2 separate regions of the Homo sapiens genome follow, and region 2 is linked to region 1. Evidence: chromatin loops called from intact Hi-C (ENCODE). Cell type or tissue: A673. All regions are shown on one strand. Each heading gives the region's core, and the rest is flanking DNA. Links, peaks and the distances in the headings are about the cores only. Region 1 overlaps LINC01117 (long intergenic non-protein coding RNA 1117). Region 2 has its middle 71 kb from the start of ATP5MC3.

What was found. Peaks named below come from ENCODE experiments on the same cell type or tissue, not always from the same donor. Only the 100,000 strongest peaks of a DNase experiment are listed, where the experiment ranks them.
Region 2: a loop joins it to region 1, with 8 times the contacts of the local background. A loop is called at or near these places in 3 of 110 quality-filtered maps.

What each region holds. Positions count from the first base shown.
Region 1 is chr2:176,650,100-176,661,014 of GRCh38, reverse strand. It overlaps LINC01117 (long intergenic non-protein coding RNA 1117), which reads right to left. Exons shown (of 4, transcript NR_110599.1): 3 at 5,495-5,551; 4 at 5,057-5,317. Among named protein-coding and RNA genes, the nearest start is that of LINC01117, 18 kb to the right of the region's middle. In A673, for the core only: CTCF peaks have their summits at 3,842, 6,945 (motif pointing right), 8,284 and 8,490 (motif pointing right); DNase peaks (open chromatin) are centred at 4,394, 4,754, 6,964, 8,504 and 3 weaker places; H3K4me3 peaks cover 4,528 bases; H3K27ac peaks cover 8,000 bases.
Region 2 is chr2:175,247,125-175,258,039 of GRCh38, reverse strand. No RefSeq gene overlaps it. Among named protein-coding and RNA genes, the nearest start is that of ATP5MC3, 71 kb to the right of the region's middle. In A673, for the core only: a CTCF peak has its summit at 6,400 (motif pointing left); a DNase peak (open chromatin) is centred at 6,389.

The DNA of each region.
Region 1 (10,915 bases), core at 2,021-10,020:
CATGAGAAGAGTCAGCCTGAAAATGAGGCTGATATGTGGAAGAGCGAAGAATAAAGAGAATAAAGAGAACCTCAGAGCAAAGGAGCTGGAGCCCGATTAACCATGCCTGAGGCTGGACCTACTTTTGAATAATCACATTTTTTTTTTTATTGATACATAGTATTTGTACATATTTATGGGGTATGTGTGGTATTTCATATTTCGTTATGTGCATAGTATGTATAATATAATGAATGATCAAGTCAGGTATTTAGGGTCTCCATCACATCACCTCAAGTATTTATCCTTTCTATGTGTTGGCAACATCTCGAGTCCTCTCTTCTAGCTACTTCAAAACATACAATATATTGTTACAACACACCCAACACTTAAGAGTTAAGCTTGCCATTTCATATGGGCACAGTTAGTGGTGCCCCAAAATAACTACAATAGAAACATCAAAGACCCACTGATCACAAGATCACCATAACAGATACCATAAAAAAAATCTGTGAAGCACAACAAAGCAAAGTGCAATAAAATGAGGTATGTCTGTCCATCACTCAAGTGTATGCATGGATAGGAAGAGTTGGCCCGCAAGGTGTCTATCACCTGCGATCAGCATGGTCTGAAATTTTCAAACTTCCTTTAGCTCAGGAATCCTGTTGTGGCAGCCTCTATTGGTTAAGGAACCAATAGTCATTCCCTTCACTCCTCCCTTTCTGCCCTCCCACACCAAATCTCAAGCAACCACGAGCTTTACGTAGATAGGGGTTTTCTTCAGACCCAAAGACCAAAGTTGAAGAATCCTATCCAGGTGTTGAATACAAATGCCTGAACCAACATCCAGATGTTCATTTTAGTGTCTTAACTAAACTTGCCAGGGCTACAGCTGCCCAGGCACAGATTATACAACCAGCTTTCAAAAGGGATTAACCTCGACTTAGGTGCCAGGTAAGTCAATACTCCATCACCACATTTCTAATAATTGTTTCAATACATAAGTGTGAGAGACTGGGTAAGTGCGATCCAATTGCAGTGAGGAGGAAAGATAAAGACACAGCTAATCAGGCACTCACACTTCCTTCTTGAAAGGATGAGCATAGGGGACCAGATTCTGGCTACAGGGAAACCCAGCTGGACCGCCTTAGCAGCAGTCATGATAAGACAGGACCAAATTTGTTTGTATGTTTTTTTTTTGCTTGCTCACATTTTAATGAAAAAAAAGGTATTTCCTGTGCTTTTTGTGTTTTTGAAGATTTTCAGCATCAAAATCTTATTGCTTTTGTTAGAAAAATAAACCATAAATATTTTAATGGTACAAACTTTGAATATGATAACTATTGCTCCTAAGACTATATGAATTTCCCTTAAAATATGATACACAGTTATATATATATATGTGCATGCATATATATTTTAAAAGAACCAGTAGATAGCACAGTACTTTAAAGAAAAAAAATGTGAATATTGATTTTTTTTCCCTAATGAGATATTACCTGGGAATCACAGCCAAGGTGAGACTATTTAGACCACTTGATCATTAACCTTTCTCCATATGTAAGTTCACAGACATCCAACTATAGAATGTGGTTACTGTATCTAAAGGGACCTCAAGTCTAATACAAACCCTTATTTTGAAAATGAATATTTCTATCTTATTTCTAAAGTACTCCAAAAGTTCTTAGGGCATCCTGTTCCCACGTTCAGTCACAACCACAGGTCATCAAGTCTTCCTGTGTCTTAAAAACACATTTTCTCCTGATGCAGTCTAAACCCATTTTCTTCTGTTCAGTCCAGTGAGATGGAGAAGGTTGACTGGTGTTCTGCAGAGTTCCACCTCACTGCCCATAGGTTGTTAATTTTGTCTCCCTTCAGCCTTCTCTTCTCCAGAATAAACAACCCACCTCCTTTCCTTGTGTACATAGTCTCCAATCCCTGTCATCATTTTCCTCTTCTATACGTGGATTCTATGCAATTTTCCTGCATATGTTTTAAGTTACAGACCCAAAGTGTAATATTCAAATAAAAGCCCAACCTACAATAAATTTGACACAAGGGTTATTTCCTAGCTGCAAATAATACTTGTCTTAACACAGCCCGGGATAATATCGCTTTCTTAATGCCATCACTAGGTTAATGACGCATATATTTCTGGAATGCCAGATCTTCTGCAGCCAAGTTTGTGTCAAATTATACCCTCTATCTAGACCCTTCTCCTACCATCTATTCTCCAAAGGAAGTCATTATTAATAAACTTACATTTTATTTCTTCCAGTGGTTTCTACTTTTAACTCCAAATAAATAATATGCCTGCATCTCTCTTTCTTGATTTTTCAGTCTTAGGTAGCCAGTACCTGCTGACTTCTCTGCATGAAAGATGAAGAATTTCATTCATTTATATGCCTTCCTTCCCTCCCCACCTGCTCCCCAATTTGGGCTAACTCATGATTTTTTAGTTCTTCAGTTGGATAGATGTATTCATTTCTGGATCTAGCAGCTTTAGAAAAGAGTTATTGACCTTAATACTCTCAGATAAGAAAGTTAACATACCTCATCATCTCTGGACTTCTGTCAGGGTATAGCTCTATACTGTCAAAGTTTATAATATTTATATTTTGTTTTATAGATATTATGACTACTGATATTATGGAAATGTTATTTATTACAGATACAGGAAGAAAATTAATCCTCTGTCACCAACTCATGCTATTCAAAATAGAATGTTCTAAGCATCACAGTCAGTAAAATACATTCTCTTAAACTCTAACAAACTCTCAAAATCATGCCACAATTTAGTTTACCTGTTATTTGAGTCCTGGATTTTTAGGCAGTGCTATAAATACTACAACTGGTTACAAGCAGTTAATTTAACAGATTAACTTAAGAAATTTGTTGGAAGGATATAAGGGTCACTCTCAACTCAAAGGAAAAGCTAAGGATTAAACATTAAAAGCAATGGTAAAAAACGCAATTACTTTTGACCAACGTAAATACAAACTTTGAAGATCTTTATACTATTAAACTAGAGAGAGAGAGAGAGCGAGTGAGCGAGAGAGTGCACTCATTACTGGAAAAGGGCATCTTACTGGCCCAGCTTGAATCACAAACTAGGTAGGGGCAGTGCCCCTCGACTAAGAGTCTCATCAAGGTTGCATGCAATGGTGAAGGATAGTTCTCAAAACAAAATCAAGATGCTGTCACCGGAAGAATAGAATCAGGGTAGACAAAACAACAGCATCTATTGCTTCCAATAGCACTTATCACATTTTCATTAATAAACAATTTGGGTAATTTTCTGTTTGATATTGTCCTTCCCAACCAGATTTTGTGTTCTATAAAGGAGAAGTTACATAGAGCATTCATTCTCTTAATTCACGTGCCTAGTAGTGTCTGACAAGTTACAAGCACTGACTAAACAGCTCTTGAATATTGTTGAATAAAAGCCAAGGGTTTCCAGGATGCACTGCCTAGACTATTTGTCATAGACTATTTGTATTATTTTATTTTAATAACAAGTATTTTCAGATGGCTGAATTACATATTAAAGAAGGGACTACTCTTTCCAAAGGCACGTTATCATGGAGGAATACAGCCTAAGTTTTCTATTACAAGTATTGTAAAAGAAGGGCACCTCTCCAAACTTTTGGATCATGGCAGGATACCATGATCTTGTCTGCATGCTACCCACACAACTGATGGTGTACAATCACCTGATCCAAAGAATTAGCCAGCAGTTTAAATTTTCATTATTCACTCAGGATGTCATAGTCAACAGCCTGGTGATCTCTGCAGTCAGGACTTGGTAATAGCACTACATAATACCTGGTCTAATATCTCCTCTGCAAGGACTCAGTCCTTCTCCTGACTCCTCTCCATGCCATCTTTCCCACTTCTTTCTTCTTCTTCCTTCCTTCTCCTTCTCTCTTCCTTCTCCCTTCCTCCCTTCCTCCCTCCTCCTCCTCCCTTTCTATCTTCTACATTTTTCTAGCTTCTACATTTTTCTCTGTGTTTCACTGGCACTCCTCCTCCCTCTGTGTTTCACTCCCCCTCATCCTCCCTCCCCCTCTCCCACCCTTTCCCCTCCTCCTCCTCCTCCTCCTCCTGAGACAGAGTTTTGCTCTGTTGTTCAGGCTGGAGTGCAGTGGTGCAATCATAACTCACTTCAGCCTTGATCTCCTGGGCTCAAGCGATCCTCCTGCTTCAGCCTTCCACGTATTTGGGACCACAGACATACACCATCAAACCTAGCTAATCTTTTTTTAATTTTTTTGTAGAGATGGAGTCTCATTTTGTTGCCCAGGCTGGTCTCAAACTTCTGGGCTCAAGTGATCCTCCTCATCCTTGGCCTCTGAAAAGTGCTGGGATTACAGACATGAACCATGGCATCCAGCCCTTGCCCACTTCTTAACAAACTGGGTGATAGTTATTTTTTTACAAACTTGCCTCTCCAACTAAACTGTGGACCCCATGAAGGAAGGAAGGAAGGAAGGAAGGAAGGAAGGAAGGAAGGAAGGAAGGAAGGAAGGAAGGAAGGAAAGAAGGGAGGGAGGGAAGAAAAAAGGAAGAAAGGAAGGAAGGAAGGAAGGAAGGAAGGAAGGAAGGAAGGAAAAACGGAAGGAAAGAGAGCTTTAGTTCTCTAAGCTGTAGAGAAAATTTAAGTTCTTTTTCAAAGAACTTAAAATTCATGGATTAGTCAGAGGGGTCTAATATCTCTAAATCAAATGATGACAAAAGAAAAAACAAAGAATGCAGAAATTATCCTCTTCCAGGGTTTCATTCCTTTATGTCAATCAAGAAAAATGTTAATAAGGAGGGTTCAGCAGGGGTCAGTAATTCCTCACTGATGTCACAAATTTAGCTTCACTTTTCAGAGGCTGTTCGTGGCCATGCTTGTGAAATTTGTAACTCACCTCTAGACAATAACTAATTATTACTGATTACTATGAAATAAGTCAACAAAGATTTTCTTGTTTACATTCTTATCAGACTGTATCAGAACCATCTGTTTTCAAGTTTGTTGTTGCTGGGTGTTTTTTTTTTTATCCCAAGGGATAGATTCTCCATATTGTTCTCTGAATATATGCATGCAAAACTGCCTTTTAATGCACAGTTGCAGTTTTCACTAAAACATTTGGGTAGGGGGGAAAAATCACATATGTTTTTGTGAAAGATGATGATAATAATTAGGTATCTTGCTGAATTTATTCTATCTTCAAATGAAGGATATGTTGGGGTCTGTCCCATCTCTAATTACCATCTCTTCGTTTGCATGGGGTGACTATTGATTTTGCGAAAAGCACATATGTGGAGCTTTCGACACTAAAGTAACTTCAACCTGGAAAACACAGTAAAGGACTCCATTAATATGAGAAAGAGTCTACAATTTTAAAACAAGCAATATGTGACCCCTTTGCTCCATTGTTCATTGACACCAATCTCCTGTGATACAAGCAATAACTTTGTTCCATTGTTAAGGAAGCAAGAGTGTAAGATTTTAAATACTGGTACTCACCAAGTTGCTACATGGCTTTGGGCAAGCAATTAACCTTTGGTGTCTCAGTGACTTCATCTGTAAAATAGGGATAGGGATTTTACACAGGTGTGATGCCTGGACTAATTAGTATAATTATCATTATTGATGGGAAAATAATGTTAGTCATTGATATCCCATCTCATGTTAGCACCTGGAGAATCACATATTTTCTCTATGTTGACTCCATTTTATAGGAGTCTGTAAAAAAATGATGACAAAAGCTACATATGAAAACTGGGACAATACAGTTAAAAAGGTCCATATCCACATAGGCTCATATCCTTAATGGATTATTTTTGAATTTGCATTTATCATTTAGATGCTTTCTAAAGTCAAACTGAACACATAAACTATGAAATTACAAGGAAATTTTTCAAGGCCCACATTCAACTGATAAGCTTCCTTGCAGCAAAATGCTTTCCAGTTCATTCACAGGTAACACCATGAGCTACTATAGAAGTTTAGGGTTGAGCAATAGAATTTAGGGTAATCAAAGTCAAGTAAAAGTATACACTGAAGACATTGCTCATATAACATTCCAGGATCCCCACTTGTGTGTGTATGTGCCCCGAAAGAACCCCAGCTCAAACAGTTAGGGACCAGGACAAACAACAGAGCTACATGAGAAGCCAACTCTGCAAGACTGGGGTCATTGAAGCTGGGGACAGTAGGGTGTCCTTATGCCAGAGCATGGGTAACAACTCATGGGGCAAGGAAAGGGACATGTTGAGAAAAACAAAAATGGCATTTCTCTTGGGGTTCATCTAGGACTCCTAAGTGCACTTACTATGATTCCTAGGTCAGGATGAAATAACTGCTTTAAAAAAAAGATTACCTCTACATGTTGGCAAAAGTGCCAGTGAAACACAGAGAAAAATGTAGAAGACAGAAAGTGCTCAAAAGATCAGTACTCAACACTATAACCTTGTATCCCTTACCATAGACTCATGTTCTTTCTAGGTCCAAAATTTCTTCTTTTGGCTTTAGTTCTTCCCAGCAGAAAATTCTCTTTTCTTGAGCTCAGTAGATGTCAAGCCTCAAATCTCCAATGTCTCCAAAGAAGCAGCCCTAAATTAGCCTCTTCACAAGTCATTCATACTAAGGACCGTAATCTTTTCCTCTATATTTGCCTCAAAATTATGGGCAACAACTTCCAAATGGAAACGCTGAAGCTGTTGCCATTTTCCTATTATCCTCACCTATCATATGAAACATAACAATTAGCATTTTTAGCAGGATTGAAACTGCTAACACAACTTCTCTATGTCTTACACCATTAAACTTGATGAGAAATCCCTTCATGATTAACATTCATCTCGCTGTATCGTGCTTGAAGGTTAATAATATCTACCATCTCCTGAGAGAGGGGGAGGGGAGCTCATTTATCAAATGAATAGCCGAGTGAGGCAGCCAGGAAAGGAAATTCCCCCCTCAGTCCACTAGAGGGTGGCTTGGCAGAGCCAAGGGAGGACGGCCGAGACAGAGAGGCACAGACAGCTTCCTGTCTTGTTCGCCTGCACTTTAGTTGGTAAGAAGAAGCAACATTAGTATTCATTGCTTTCTATTCCTCACCCTGGGTAGGCTTTCATTTCTATTACAGACACTTTACAAATGCCAGAAGTCAGCGCTGGCTGGGCCATGGCGTGGTGAGGGAAAAAAAAACTATAGAATTAGACTGCTTAAAAGAACATCCAGTCTAATTTCTTCTAAATCAACACTGGGTGAGATAAATACATATGTATTAACAGATCCTAAGTTTAAAACTTTCATAGATCATGTAGCAGTATGTGTGCACTTCAGATATGGATGTGGAGTGAATGTTGCATGTACATTATGGGGAATTATACATAATGCATAAAGAAATGTACCTAGCCTTTAGCACACCAGCTGTTTCTGCTTATAAGCCTGAGTTATCCATGAAATGCAGTAGACATTTTGTAGTAAATATCCTACTTGGTTGACTTTTTTTAGGCCTAGTCATCTATGCTGATTTATAGAATTAGGAAGAAATATAAATTTTAGCAATGAAAGATAGAATTTTAAAATTTCCCATATCAAAACATGTTGTGTTCTGAGAAAGAAGAGATGAGGAATTAGCCTGTTTTCGTGGTCTCTACATAGGTGATAAAGCAAAAAAGAATACGTTTTTCCTATCTGTAATATTGTTCAGTGTAGCAAACCCTTTTGCTTGTTACAGTACAGCAAATGGAGTGTTTAATTTGGGATTCAATGTAGTCTAGAGTCAAGGTGCAGCAGTTTTATTACAGAAATACAATTTTATTGGAGGCTGAAGATTTAATTTCCACCTTACGTAGAGAGCCATAAACGGCATGCCTGTTTTACATTTTGCATAGTATTTGATATATGTAATTCCTGGCCTAATTTTAGAGTTTGAAAAGGTGGAAGAATCACAATACGCAGATTCAAATTCTTCAACACTTCAGCCACAGATGACATTTTAAAATGAACAATTTTCTGTTTCTTAGTCATGGATTTGAAACCCTTGCTTCCCTCCCCGGAGCTCTGCACCACATCCTTTTCAGGTCTTCCTAACTAGGTGAGCCACAAAGCCACCTAAAGGATGCCCTCGAGTCGGAACAAATGCTTTCTTTGTTTAAATCTGTCTACTAGATGGCATTCTACTAAAACCTAAGATGATCAGATGATATGGATAGTTTGTCATCAATTGTACCTAGTATCTGTTAGGGTCATCTGTTAATATCTGTTCAGATGTATGTATTTTGAATAAAATAATTTGTAAACATATTGGAATGACTGAATGTGAAAGAAATAATCAAATAATGTTAGCTGTAAGCCTATATCCACACTGGAATCCAAATTTGGAGGATTTTGTCATTCTCTTTCCTTCAAACATATTCATTTTAGGAGACATACACACACGCACACGCGTTGCTCTTCCATCTGTTTGCCTTTGCAGCATTAGTTCTCTTCATCAACATTTCATACCTCCTCTTTACCACCAGGTGGAGCCCTTTGTTTATGGACATCTGTCCATTTCCTTTTTCTCAAAGATGCTACCAGATAAATAGCTCCAGAGCTAAAATACTGTTGCAAACACGAAAATTTAACACACAGAGATAAAAAGTAAAGCTTTTCAGGCACTGGTATAATAAACCTTGCTTTGAGTCCTATTGCTACTAGATTTAATGGCTTACACATTTTGCTATTTACAACTCCTGCACACCAAACAGCAGAAAATAATATTGTTGCGTGTGCCATAAACAGTGTTGCTGCAGGTCTATTTTATGTAGTACTATCGTTTTTATAATCTCAAATGTTTGGCAACTGCAGTCAAAAAGCAAAAAAAAAAAAAATCTAACCAAATACTATATGCTGTAAGCTTCAGTTGTCTTCAGTCTTAAAAATATATACCTCGTTGAGAAGAAAATATTTTTCTTCAGACAAAAGAGAGTGGTAATTCAGCTGTAATAGACAACAATGTAAAAATCTTCTCTTAGTCAAATTCATCTCTCCTTAATTTGAGATCCAGTTAAGGGTACGTCAAAATCCATTTTAGCTTTGATTCTATTTAGGAGCTAATTAAAACTGAATATTATTAGCACAGGTATATTGTTCAATTATTTTAATATTCTTATTTTAAGAATTTAATCAAAGCTCTTCTCATGAACAAAAAGCAATAATATTTTTAAAATTGGAACCCCAATTTGCATGTGCAAATAACTGTAGAATGAGCTCACTAAACTATCTTGCCAATGACCTCGACCTTGATCTGGAAAGATCGTTTATGCACAAGTAAAACATTCACATTCTCTACGCTAACTCTGTGTTGGACCTTTTCTCAAGGTAGTTTACTTATGGCAACGTTGGAAGGTCTTTTAATAACATATGTATTTACCAACACCATTGAATTATATATTTAAATGGAATATCATTTCTGTCCATTTTTTATTTTAATCAGGATTTGCTCCCTTTGTACTTATATATGCAAAATTTTGGTTAAGCGTCTGCAAAGCAGTGAGTAGAAGAAGATTTGCGTATATGGTTTATTTAGTCAGTCTCCCAGACTGAGAAGCCTGGCTTTTCTATCGGTATACAAACTGGTTCTTCAATCAGAGGCTGAATGCGAAGGAGTCCTTATACAACAAAAAGCTGGAACCACCATTTTGCCATCCGCTCGCATACAATAAAATGGTGGCACAGAAAACAGTTAACACATTGTGCCCACGAGAGTTGTCTGAAAGTATTCAACTCTCTAATCCAGATATCAAGCTGCTTTCTAAAATACTGTTACCAAGTGGCTAGAGGTATTTGCTTATGTATATAATGCACGTGTGTGTGTGTGGTGTGCAGTGTGTGTATGAGATGCCGGAAGAAATGGATGTGTACATTTGACGAAAGGATAGAAAGAACTAGTCAAAAATTAACACTCAAGCTGAGAGTGAAAGCAAACCTATGTAAAAGCACAGGTCCTGGAAATTGCTTCTAACAGTTCGCAAAAGCTGTATAGTGAATTTGGCCTTGATAACTCCTTTCATTTTAGCATTCACTGCAAGCAACTTTGAGCTAGGAAATTTAAGGGAGTTGGTATTCTTTTTCTTTCTTTTTCTTTCCTAACGTCCTGTATAAATTAAAAGCAAGCCCACAATTGACTTTCACCTGGAAACTCCATGGTCTCGCTTAACAGAGGGGAAGGAAAACCAGGGACCAATCTTTCTTTCCTCTTTTACTTCTTCTGCTCTTATTTTTAGTCATTACAAATGCTGCCTTGGCTCTTTTAAAGTGTGAAAATTCTCATTTTTCTGCAGTGCTTCAGACTCACGCACTCCTTGGGGATACAGTGAGGAGCTAACCAACTGCACATGGGAAATGAGACCATTCGTGGTTAGAAAAACTGCAGTCTTTGGTAATTTTCCACATGGAGTAGAAGCCATAAGTGACTTTTTTCTTTTCCACATAATGACTTTACGTGAGTAGTTGGTATAGAATTGTAGGCTCAGGTTTGAACATATGAATGCACTAATGTGTTTTACAAAATTTAATTTGACTTCTATAAACATTTTCAGTATTTTCAAGTGCATAATAAATAGGTTAAAACAGGGCACCCTCCCTCTGCAATCCCCCACTTCCAGACAGAATTATAAAAGGCTACTGTCTGTAAATGAGAAATAGCCCGTAAGACCCACCAGCAGGTTATGCAATATGTGATATAGACCACCAGGGGCTGAACTGAAACCACTAATACTTTTTTTCATAGCATCATTAGCTAGAGTTAAACAAGGTGTCAAAGTGGAAAGATGGGGAGGTTAACCTGGCTCATTATATTTGCATGCCTTCATTTTAATTATTTTTTGTACTAAAATTAAACACTAATATTCAATTTTATTATTTAAATGTGTTACCCACAAACAGTACATTACT
Region 2 (10,915 bases), core at 2,045-10,044, 1.4 Mb after region 1:
ATTATCACCTCAGTTTGTTGAATTGTCTTCATGTTCTTGTACTAAGGACAGTGGTGCTAAATTAATGGATGGAATACTAACAATGTTTTGGTTAAGTCAAGCTTTGTTGAAGATTTCAAACAAATTCTAGCCTTGTTCCAACTCTGATTTTGAATTTTATAAAAAATATATTAGTCTACTCTCCCTTCTTGGCAATATAACTGTAAACATTGACTTTTAAAAAAATAGCCTATATATGGATTTTTAAACAAAATGTATTTTATGAAAAAAAGCTTAATTATAGAAGACATGGAAAATAAAGACATGTAAAGATGAAAATTTCTCACATAGCACACAACACAAACACTATTATTTTGGGGTCAGTATTTCCTTCTAGTTTTTTTTCTAGACTTTTTTTACAGTTATGGTAGTATGCAAATAATAAATATCACAGCTTTTTTGTTTCACTTACCCATAGAAAACAGAAATTTTCTCAAATTACTGAGAGGTGACAGCATGCTTGCAGCCCTCACTCGCTCTCGGTGTCTCCTCAGCCTCGACGCCCACTCTGGCAGCGCTTGAGGAGACCTTCAGCCCGCCGCTGCACTATGGGAGGCCCTCTCTGGGCTGGCCGAGACCGGAGCCGGCTCCCTCTGTTTGAGGTGAGGTGTGGAGGGAGAGGCGCCGGCAGGAACCCAAGCTGCGCGCCGCGCTCGCGCGCCAGCGCGAGTTCCGGGTGGGTGCGGGCTGGGCAGGATCCGCACTCGAAGCGGCGGGCTGGCGCCGCCAGCCCCGGGCTGTGAGAGTCTTAGCACTCGGGCTAGCAGCTGCGGAGGGTGGGCTGGGATACCCAGCACTACCGGCCCGCCCGCGCTGCGCTCGAATTCTCGCGGGGCCTCAGCCGCCTCCCCGCGGGGCAGGGCTGGGGACCTGCAGCCCGCCATGCCCAAGCCCCGCCCCCCATGGGCTCCCGCGCCGCCCGAGCCCGATCCTCCCCTACGGGCGCCGCCCCCTGCTCTGCAGCACCCGGTCCCATCGACCGCCCAAGGGCTGAGGAGTGCGGGTGCGCGGAGCGGGACTGGCGGGCAGCTCGCCTGCCGCCCCAGCGCGGGATCCACTAGGCGAAGCCAGCTGAGCTCCTGAGTCGGGTGGGGACTTGGAGAACTTTTGTGTCTAGCTGGAGGGTTGTGTATGAGCCAATCAGCACTCTGTGTCTAGCTCCGGGTTTGTGGATTCGCCAATCAGCACTCTGTATCTAGCTAATCTGGTGGGGACTTGGAGAACTTTTCTGTCTAGCCAGAGGATTGTATATGCACCAGTCAGCACTCTGTCTAGCTCAAGATTTGTAAATGCACCAATCAGTGCTCTGTGTCTAGCTCATCTAGTGGGGACTTGGAGAACTTTTGTGTCTAGCTAAAGGTTTGTAAATGCGCCAATCAGCACCCTGTCAAAACGGACCAATCAGCTCTCTGTAAAATGGACCAATCAGCAGGATGTGGGTGGGGTCAGATAAGGCAATAAAAGCAGGCTGTCAGAGCTCCAGCAACGACCTGGTGGGGTCCCTTTCCACACTGTGGAAGCTTGGTTCTTTTGCTCTTTGCAATAAATCTTGCTGCTGCTCACTCTTTGTATCTGCACTGGCTTTATGAGCTGTAATACCACGAAGGTCTGCACCTTCACTCCTGAAGCCACCAAGACCACGAACCCACCAGAAGGAAGAAACTCCGGACACACTATCTTTAAGAACTGTAACACTCACCGCAAGGGTCCGTAGCTTCATTCTTTAAGTCAGTGAGACCAAGAACCCACCAATTCCATACACATTACTACAACTTTTTATAAGACTTTGCCTACATGAAGCATTTTAATATCTGCATTCCATGATGAGGCTATACCATACATTATTTAGCCACACACCTATTTGGTCGTTTGGGTTGTTTTTAATTTTTCACTATTATACATAAGGCAGCATTGTGCAACACTGTGCACGAAAGGAGTTTTCTGGTTTATTTTGGATCATTTTCTCAACTTTGATTTCCCATAAATATAATTATTTTTGAAGAGATTTGTTGAGTATTATTCACTCACCACATAATTCACCCATTTTTACAGTATAATTATATGTGTTTTTTGTGTATTCACAGATACATGAAACCATCACCAAAGTCAATTTTGAAACATTTTTATTATCTCCAAAAGAAACCCAGTACTCTTTAGCTATCACTTCCCTACCCTTTTCTCCCCTTCCCACCACCCCTACCAATAGTCTGCATTCTGTCTCCATAGATTTCCCTGTTGTGGATGTTTTATATTAATAGAATCATGTAATATGTGGTCTTATGTAACTAACTTCTTTCACTTAGTATAATGTTTCCAAGGCTCATCCACATTGTAGCCTTCAATACTTCATTCCCTTTTATAGGCAAATAATATTTCACTGTAGGGATATATACTACATTTTGTTTATCCATTTGTCTGTTGATGGACATTTGGGTTGTTTCCACACATTACTATTATGAATAATGCTAGTAGAAACATTTTTGCAGAAGTTTCTATGTGGACATACATTTTCATTTTTCTTGGGTATATACCTAGAAATGGAATTTGTAGGACATAGGACTAGAAATGGCATTTTTACTTCTAAAAGTTTAGACACTGCAGTCTCTTAATATGTATCTCCAAATGCTCTTCGAAAGTGTTTTGAATTGAGTTTTAATTCTGATTGAAGACCTTGTTGCTGTTCGTGGTCAGTTGGTTCTCGAGAAGCAATGATGTCACAAAGTAAAACCCTAGGATATTGCTGTACAAGGGAAACAAAATATGAGTCATACATGTAATTTGAAATTTTCTAATAGCCTCGTTTTTAAAAGTAACAAGAAACAGGTAAATTAATTTTAATAATATGTCTTATTGAACCCAACGTATCCAAAATGTTATCTTTACAACCTGCAATTAATATAATACTTTGTTTGTTTGTTTTGAGACAGATATTCGCTTTTGTTGCCCAGGCTAGAGTGCAGTGGCGCGATCTTGGCTCACTGCAACCTCTGCCTCCCGGTTCAAGCGATTCTCCTGCCTCAGCCTCCCAAGTGGCTGGGATTACAGGCGTGTGCTACCACGTCCAGCTAATTTTTGTATTTTTAGTAGATATGGGGTTTCACCATGTTGGCCAGGCTGGTCTTGAATTCCTGACCTCAGGTAATCCACCGGCCTTGGCCTCCCAAAGTGCTGGGATTAGAGGAGTGAGCCACCATGCCCAGCCAATATAATACTTTTTAATGAACTATTTTATATTCTATTTTATTCACATTCCATTTCTGAAATCTACTATGTATTTTACACATAAGCATATCTCAATTTGAACTAATCACATTTCAGATGCTTTATAGCCACATGTGGCTGATGGCTACTATACTGGAGAATGCAGATTTAGGAGTTTGACTATATTTTCTTTGGAAGATAGTGGAAAGTTACTTTTTAAAACATAGCCTCACAATTATTTACCCTTATGTTTCTCTATTTAATGAAAAAAAAAGCATGAACAAAATTTAGCTAACTGAAGATTCCTCCTAGATAAAGAATGGTTAAGTGCTTATTGCTTTCGTGCACTACTTTATATTTTTACCTGATGAACAACAATGTATAACGTGTCAAAAAAAAAAGTCAATTTTAAAATATCCACTCTTTTATTTGAGTTAACTTGGACAGACCCTGGAGCTATTTTTGTTTCTTGAATCTACATAATTGTGCTGATGCTAAACACTAATGATAACATTCCCCAAATTGGTGAATAATTTTCTTTACTGGGTCTTTAATGGTGAAATAAACAGGAAAGAAGAAAAGGCAAGAAATAAATTTTACTGTGCTATGCTTGGGAAAACCATGTTTTCCAATTTATTCTTCACACAACAAAACCTATTTGATCTGAGATCCCATATAATCCCAGGACACAACAATCCTTCTCTGTTGTATGGCAACTTCCTGCCATGCATAATTATTTTGCAAAAGCGTATCAGGTCAGAGATGAAGCAAAGAATGGGGGAAAGAGTCCATGGTGACCTCAGGCAGATTTTTTTACTACTACAAATCAGTTGGATAGTTATTACCACCTGGCGCTGCTAATGAGTCTAGTCGGGAAAACAAAGCTGCTAAGCATTCCACAGCAGACTGCACTGCAGTCCAGGACTGGGGGAGTCTTTTGGGGTCTGCTGAGCATCTGAAAATACATTTTAAGGTGTTCTGGTTATTAAAGAAATCAAACTTCTTAGTTTCTTATTTTTAAAAGAAATACGTTGCTAAAAAGCATTATCTGTTGTTGATTCTTTTGTACTTCTGTAAACTATTTTTCTGTATTCATAAAATAATTCTAAAACCTTAAGTGTATCTTATGCATTAAAATTTTTTATTCATAGTATTTTCAGATGAAGTAGACCATCTCTTCCAGGAAAATGTTTCCATTACTAATTCAAATTGCCCCTAAGCAACCTAAATAAAGAGACCATATAGTGCAGTCATTCAGAACAGGAAGTCGGATGTCAAAGAGTTCTGGATTCAAATTTGAGCTCTACTACTTACCAGCCCTGTGACCTGAAGCAAGCTACTTTTCTGTGCAAGATCTCTGTACTGAAAATAGAAATAACGAGAGTTATTTTAAGAATCAAATTAGATAATGAATGTATGGTGCCTAGCAGAATGCCTGTCACTACTATTTTGTTGTGTACTTTTTGTTGTTTTATTACATCCATCTCATGAATTTCAAGCCTTAACAGCATAGAGAATAGCTGTTCTATCCAGGGAATAGAAAATCATCAAGCATCAATTATTACGTTGCTCAGCTGCTATGTTGTAGAAAAGGAAAGCACGGCTATCCCACAAGTTGTGAGAACTAGGGAAAAGAGAACTGGAGTGATGGGAAGAGGAAGCAGTAGGAAACATGAAAGTCACTTAATTACCAAGAAGATGTTTTACTAATGTATCTCACATGTTGTTAATTAATTCAGTATATACTTATTGCACACTAACTATATGCAAAACACTGTGCTAGGTGTCAGAGTGTTCTGGAGTTACAAAGATCAGACATGTTACCTGCCTTCAATAATCGTAAAGCCCAGCAGAGTGGTTGCCTTCATTATATCTGTACTACCTTGCCTCGTAGTCACTGACTTACCAGCCTTAGTCTATTGATTATGAGAAGGTATGCTGTCATTCACATTTGTTCCTCTGCACTTAGCACAATACCTTGCTCCTAATAAGTACGCAATAAATGTTTGTGGAAGTAAATTCTTATCATGAAGGAGAGAATCAATCATTGTTGGATTTCTAACTATACTATGTAAGCTCTTAGAAGGCAAAGACATGTACTTGTAAATTTCTTGATGCCAAGAGAAAGGTGTTTTTGATATTAGATTAGCAGTTATGCCAATATTAAAATACTGCATCATTTGTTCTCACTCATAGGTGGGAATTGAACAATGAGATCACTTGGACACAGGGCAGGGAACATCATACACCAGGGCCTGTCAGGGGGTGGGGGGCTGGGGGAGGGATAGCATTAGGAGAAATACCTAATGTAAATGATGAGTTGATGGGTGCAGCAAACCAACATGGCACGTGTATATCTATGTATGAAACCTTCACGTTGTGTGCAGGTACCCTAGAACTTGAAGTATATATATATATAAAAACTGCATCGTTGTTAAAATGAGAGTTGCTATGCAATATCAAAGTGCACTTATTGCAGTCTCCATTTTCAATAGGCCTTTTTAGTCACAGGTGCATAAAATATGCATTGTATTGCACTGTGGTATCTACTTAAAGGAAATAAAGCAATGAAAATATGCTCTCTGTAAACAGGCTCTTTCCTTGAGGTTTGGAAAACCCATTTTTTGATAAGATACTATAAAGAAGCTTTACGTTGAGTCATAAATGCTGGAACTTCATGATTTATTTTTAATTCATATTATTTTAGTTTATTTGTCTATTAAAATACATTATAAAATATGGACAATTATGTTTAAATTAGGAAAAACTGATTACACAATGTGTATGTTTTCCAATTCTCATGTGGCTTAATAGACAATTCATAATACTGTTATAGTTTATTTGATAAAATTATGGTTTGAGGAGTGTATTCTTTCTGATGTTCTATGAGGTAGATTGTGCGTTGTTATATTACTGAACTTCGTTGGCTGTGGAAGTTTGCAGCTGAGGCTTTAATGGCAGAGTGGAGGCAGGCTACTCCTCCTCTATTGAAGCTGATTATAATCGGTAGGCTGGAATGAAATTATCTACAGCCTAATCCAAGCATGATGACTTTCCATTAATCTGTGATGGGGTTTTATTTCTTTATTATGAGCTAAATGTGTAAACGCATAAGAATTAGCAAAGCCATTTTGGCACGATTTAATTCTCAGGGCTCCCTCTGCTGGTAGTGAAAGATGACAAATTTACAGAGAGCTTAAGAATGAGGGCAATACAATTATTACCACAATTTTGCCATTTATATTAGATCTAAATTTATTGTTGGACACTTATGCAATAAAACCAATGTTTTGGTTTACAGCTAGCCAGTTTTCCCCTTAAAGATTAAGTGATATTTTGTGGTTGAATTAATTAGTCTTTTCATCATGGAAAATTGAGCTATTTTGTATTTAAAATAAATATTTGCCAGAGTTATACACAGTAATTTATAACATCACTTATACAAATTATTACCAACAGCTTACATAAATAAAAATGGAACACTTAATAGAGACATAGTGAAGATTTAGTAGCTACCCAAACTACTTCATTCTCCCCTATAATTCCTATACAACAAATACCCCACATACCATCTGATAAAAATTACTTTCTGAGACATAATTCCCATCTCAATGTAATATATATATTACATGAAAAATTGGGGCTGGGCGAGGTGGCTCACGACTGTAATCCTAGCAGGATTTGGGAGGCCAAGGTGGGTGGATCACTTGAGGTCAGGAGTTCGAGGCCAGCCTGACCAATGTAGCAAAACCCCGTCTCTACTAAAAACACAAAAATTAGCTGGGCGTGGTGGTGGGCACCTGTAATCCCAGCTACTCAGGAGGCTGAGGCAGGAGAATCGCTTGAAACTGGGAGGTGGAGGCTGCAGTGCCACTGCATTCCAGCCTGGGCAACAAAGCAAGACTCCACCTCAAAAAAAAAAAAAAAAGAAAGAAAGAAAAGAAAAAAATTGGAAAAAATATTCAAAGTGGAATCTCTGAGACAGAGTACTCATATATATGAGTGCTCTTTTAACTTTGAAGCATACTTTCGTATTTATTATCATATTGTATCCTAACAACCCTAGAAATAGAGCAGAGACTATCAACCTAATTCGACAAATACAGAAACAGAGGTCAGAGATTTTAAGTGACTGTCCCCAAGTTATACACTAGTTAGTGGAAAAGAGTGTTTCTTCCAGCAAGGCTCAAAAGCCTCTGTCTCTTGAGAACTATTTAATAAAAAGGCATCAAGAAAATTATTTAAATAATCTAGTTTTTTATTAATGATGTTGTCTTGGATGGCTTCTTCATATTTATACTTCACAATACCCTATTCTGACCAGCTCCCAATGAATCAAAATCTTCTGAGAGCTGTAGACAAATTTCAACAAAGGGTTCTGTCAATGAATGAGAGAAGGCATGAGGGAACTGGCCAGGTAGAGTTCTAGTCAGGATCTTGAGAGACCTCCATCTAGTATTCAGCTAAAATTGTGCAAATGTAGGCATTGTCCTCTTCAGAGACTTTTTTGATCCAAAAGGGACCACTCTATCATTATCCAGTAGGTTGGTGCTTAAAAGATGGGCTATTTTCTCAAAACTCCAAGTTTCAAGATCATTCAGGAAGTGATGAGAGTTCTGTTATTGTATAGAACTATAACCTGGGTTCTAATTAGGTCAGCCTCAAGATAAAAACAAATGAATAATACAGTTCCCAAGAGTCACCCAGACCATAAGCAGATAATCTTTTGAAACCAAATCACAAACTTAGCTTTTTTCCATGCATAAGTGCACAACCTTTTAGCAAAATTTAATGACAGAGTTGAGACCAAAGATTCTGGTCTAACTAACAATCCTCAGTGAAATCAGTTTGATGGTTTCAGTTCAGTGCATATCATGAAAGCACTCTGGCACAATTGATAGGATGTTCATGAGGAGGTAATATACAGATCCGCAGATTAAATTACTTTTCACCCCAAGAGATATTTATAGGGGCGATCTATCAAGGTTACAGGGAAGAGCAGTGACATGACAGTAAGAATGTTCAACCTAAGCTTATATGCTAGAACATAAAGACACCTGCAATTTTGTCTTTGTTAACTATTACAATTGACAACTTTTCATTAAAAAATGTTTTGGTACAGAAATTAGTTCTAAAGATTTATATTTGTTTTTAACATTGAATAAAAATGTAGAAATGCATCAATTTATTTTATTATGGAAAAGATACTACCTATATTTTAATATATATATGAAATTACTGTTTCCATAGTTAAAAAGTCAATTTATTTTATTATAGAATATGTGCTACCTACATCTTAAAGAATAAAGATCAGAAATATGAAATTATTATGTTTTTACAACTATAAAACCCATTCAATGACAAAAAATTATTTTTCTGAATAGAAGCTTTGGCAAACATTTTGCCTCTATAAAACCTTCCATGAGATCTACTCAATTTCAACTGCATTTCAATGTTGGGTAATACAGGTGGATGAAATTGTCATGTTCAACTCCACAAATTCTATTCCAATAACTCTTAATTGGAATGGAATCTGGGCCACCTGACCTTTAGACTTCACATTAATAAACTGTGTTATTTTCTTGATTTTGTCAACAATTGAGAAAATAGACTTAACTATGTTTTCAAAAGCACAGTAATATTTTATTTAACTATGTCTCACATATCTGATTACTTCATTCTACAGACTGCAACAACCAAGGAACCAGAAGAAAACTAAAAAGGCATCTAAAAAATAAGAATAAATCGGGTCAAAGCTCAACCACTGTATTTGTGAGAAAGTTCCTTGGTACCTCATTTATAGTCTATTTACTCTTATTTTTATATACATTCCAACAAGCTTGGTTAACTGGAAGAAAGGTATTCTTAGAAGTGAGCATACTGGCATTAAGAACAGCATTTTATGTATACCAGATGCAAATCAAATTACCACTCAGGTCCAGAGAAAGGGAGAATTGTAAAATTGTAAAACACACATAAAAATCTACTCTTGTCTAGTCACAATATCAGAAAGCAAGATTAAAATGTATGCCTTATAATCTTTAATGCTGAATAAACTGAAGAGTCCATATTGCCTACTAACTCCACTAAGGAATATTTACTCAACCACTTGGCTCAGACCAGGCTGTCACAGATCCAGAGAGAGACCACCGAGGTTTACACTAGGAAGGGGAGAACACGTCTCTTCCTCCTTGCCTGAATGCAAATCTAGCTTCAGAGGCCCAGATGGGGCTCAGCAGAGAAAGAGAGAAGCCAGAGTTGGCAGCCAATGTAACCTGTATTCACTTATCCACAGAGGGCCACCTCTACAGGATCTCCATGGCAGGTTCTTCTGCTCTACTTGTACAGAGGCACAAGAAAGCCGTGTTCCCCACTCTTCTTGAGCAGCATTCAGCAAGGGTGGGAGTAAAGGAAGCATTCTCCTTTCGGTGTTAAAGTAGAGTCAAACAAGAGCAAGAAATGGATACTCAGGGGATACGCACTTTATATCCTCCCAAAGATATAAATCATGGTTTAAACAGAAAGCCAAATAAAACACATCCTGCTGATTGACCTTTCAATACTGAATTAAAGTCCCATTTTTCTCTCCATAAATATCTTCGTTTGATAAAGTCAGAGTGCCTTTCATACTTCCTGTGTTTCTTTGATTCTCTTCCAAAATGTTGAACCCAGCAAAAATGGAAATATTTTACAAAGACAGTATCATGAGAGAAACTTCTAATTTTGAGTGGATGTCTTTGAGAACATTTAAGAAAACACTTGAAAATCTCTAGAAATTATTTAAAGAATCTCAGAGTGATCATTTGTAACAGGGTTCTCAACCTTCTTAATCACAAGGGGACTTTTAAAAAGTTTGTAGAAAATGGAATTAAGATATAAAATTTAAAAATATAAACTTTGTTTCTCAAAAAAACTCCATCAAGGTCAAGACACTTTTGTAAGTGATGATATCAGCCATTTTAGTCCATACCTAAAGAACTGACATTTCTGAGAATTTAACCACATCAATGAAGTCTTTCTTTACACTATTAAGTGAAGGAAAATAAGTGTCCTTTAGAGACTTTTTAAGATTAGAAAACAAAAAGTAATCAGAAATAGCCAAATCATGACTGGAACATGAATATCTAATGATTTCCCCCTGAAAACTCTTGTTTGATGAGAGGAATTAGCAGGAGCATTGTCATGCTGGAGAAGGACTCTTTGGTGAAGATTTTTCTGGGCATTTTTCTGCTAAAGCTCTAGCTCCTTTTCTCAAAACACTCTTTAATAAACAGATCTTATTGTTCTTTGGCCCTCTAGAGAGTCAACAAGCAAAATGCCCCAAAAAACTGTTGCCATGACCTTTGCTCTTGACCAATTTGCTTTTGCTTTGATTGAACCACTTCCACCTCTTGGCAGCCATTCCTTTGATTGTGCTTTGTCTTCAGAATTGTACTGGTAAAGCCATGTTCCATCTCTGCTCTTGCTCTTATCTGCAGCTCTTATCTGGGTGCAATGGTTTTGGCACCCATCAAGTGGAAAGTTTGCTCAACTCAATTTTTCATTCAGAATTGTGTAAGCTGAACCAATTAAGATGTCTATGATGTTGGCTATTGTTCCTGCTGTTAATCATCAGTACTCTTAAATTAGGGCATGAACAAGTTTATTTTTTTCCTCAAAAATTGATGTGGATGGT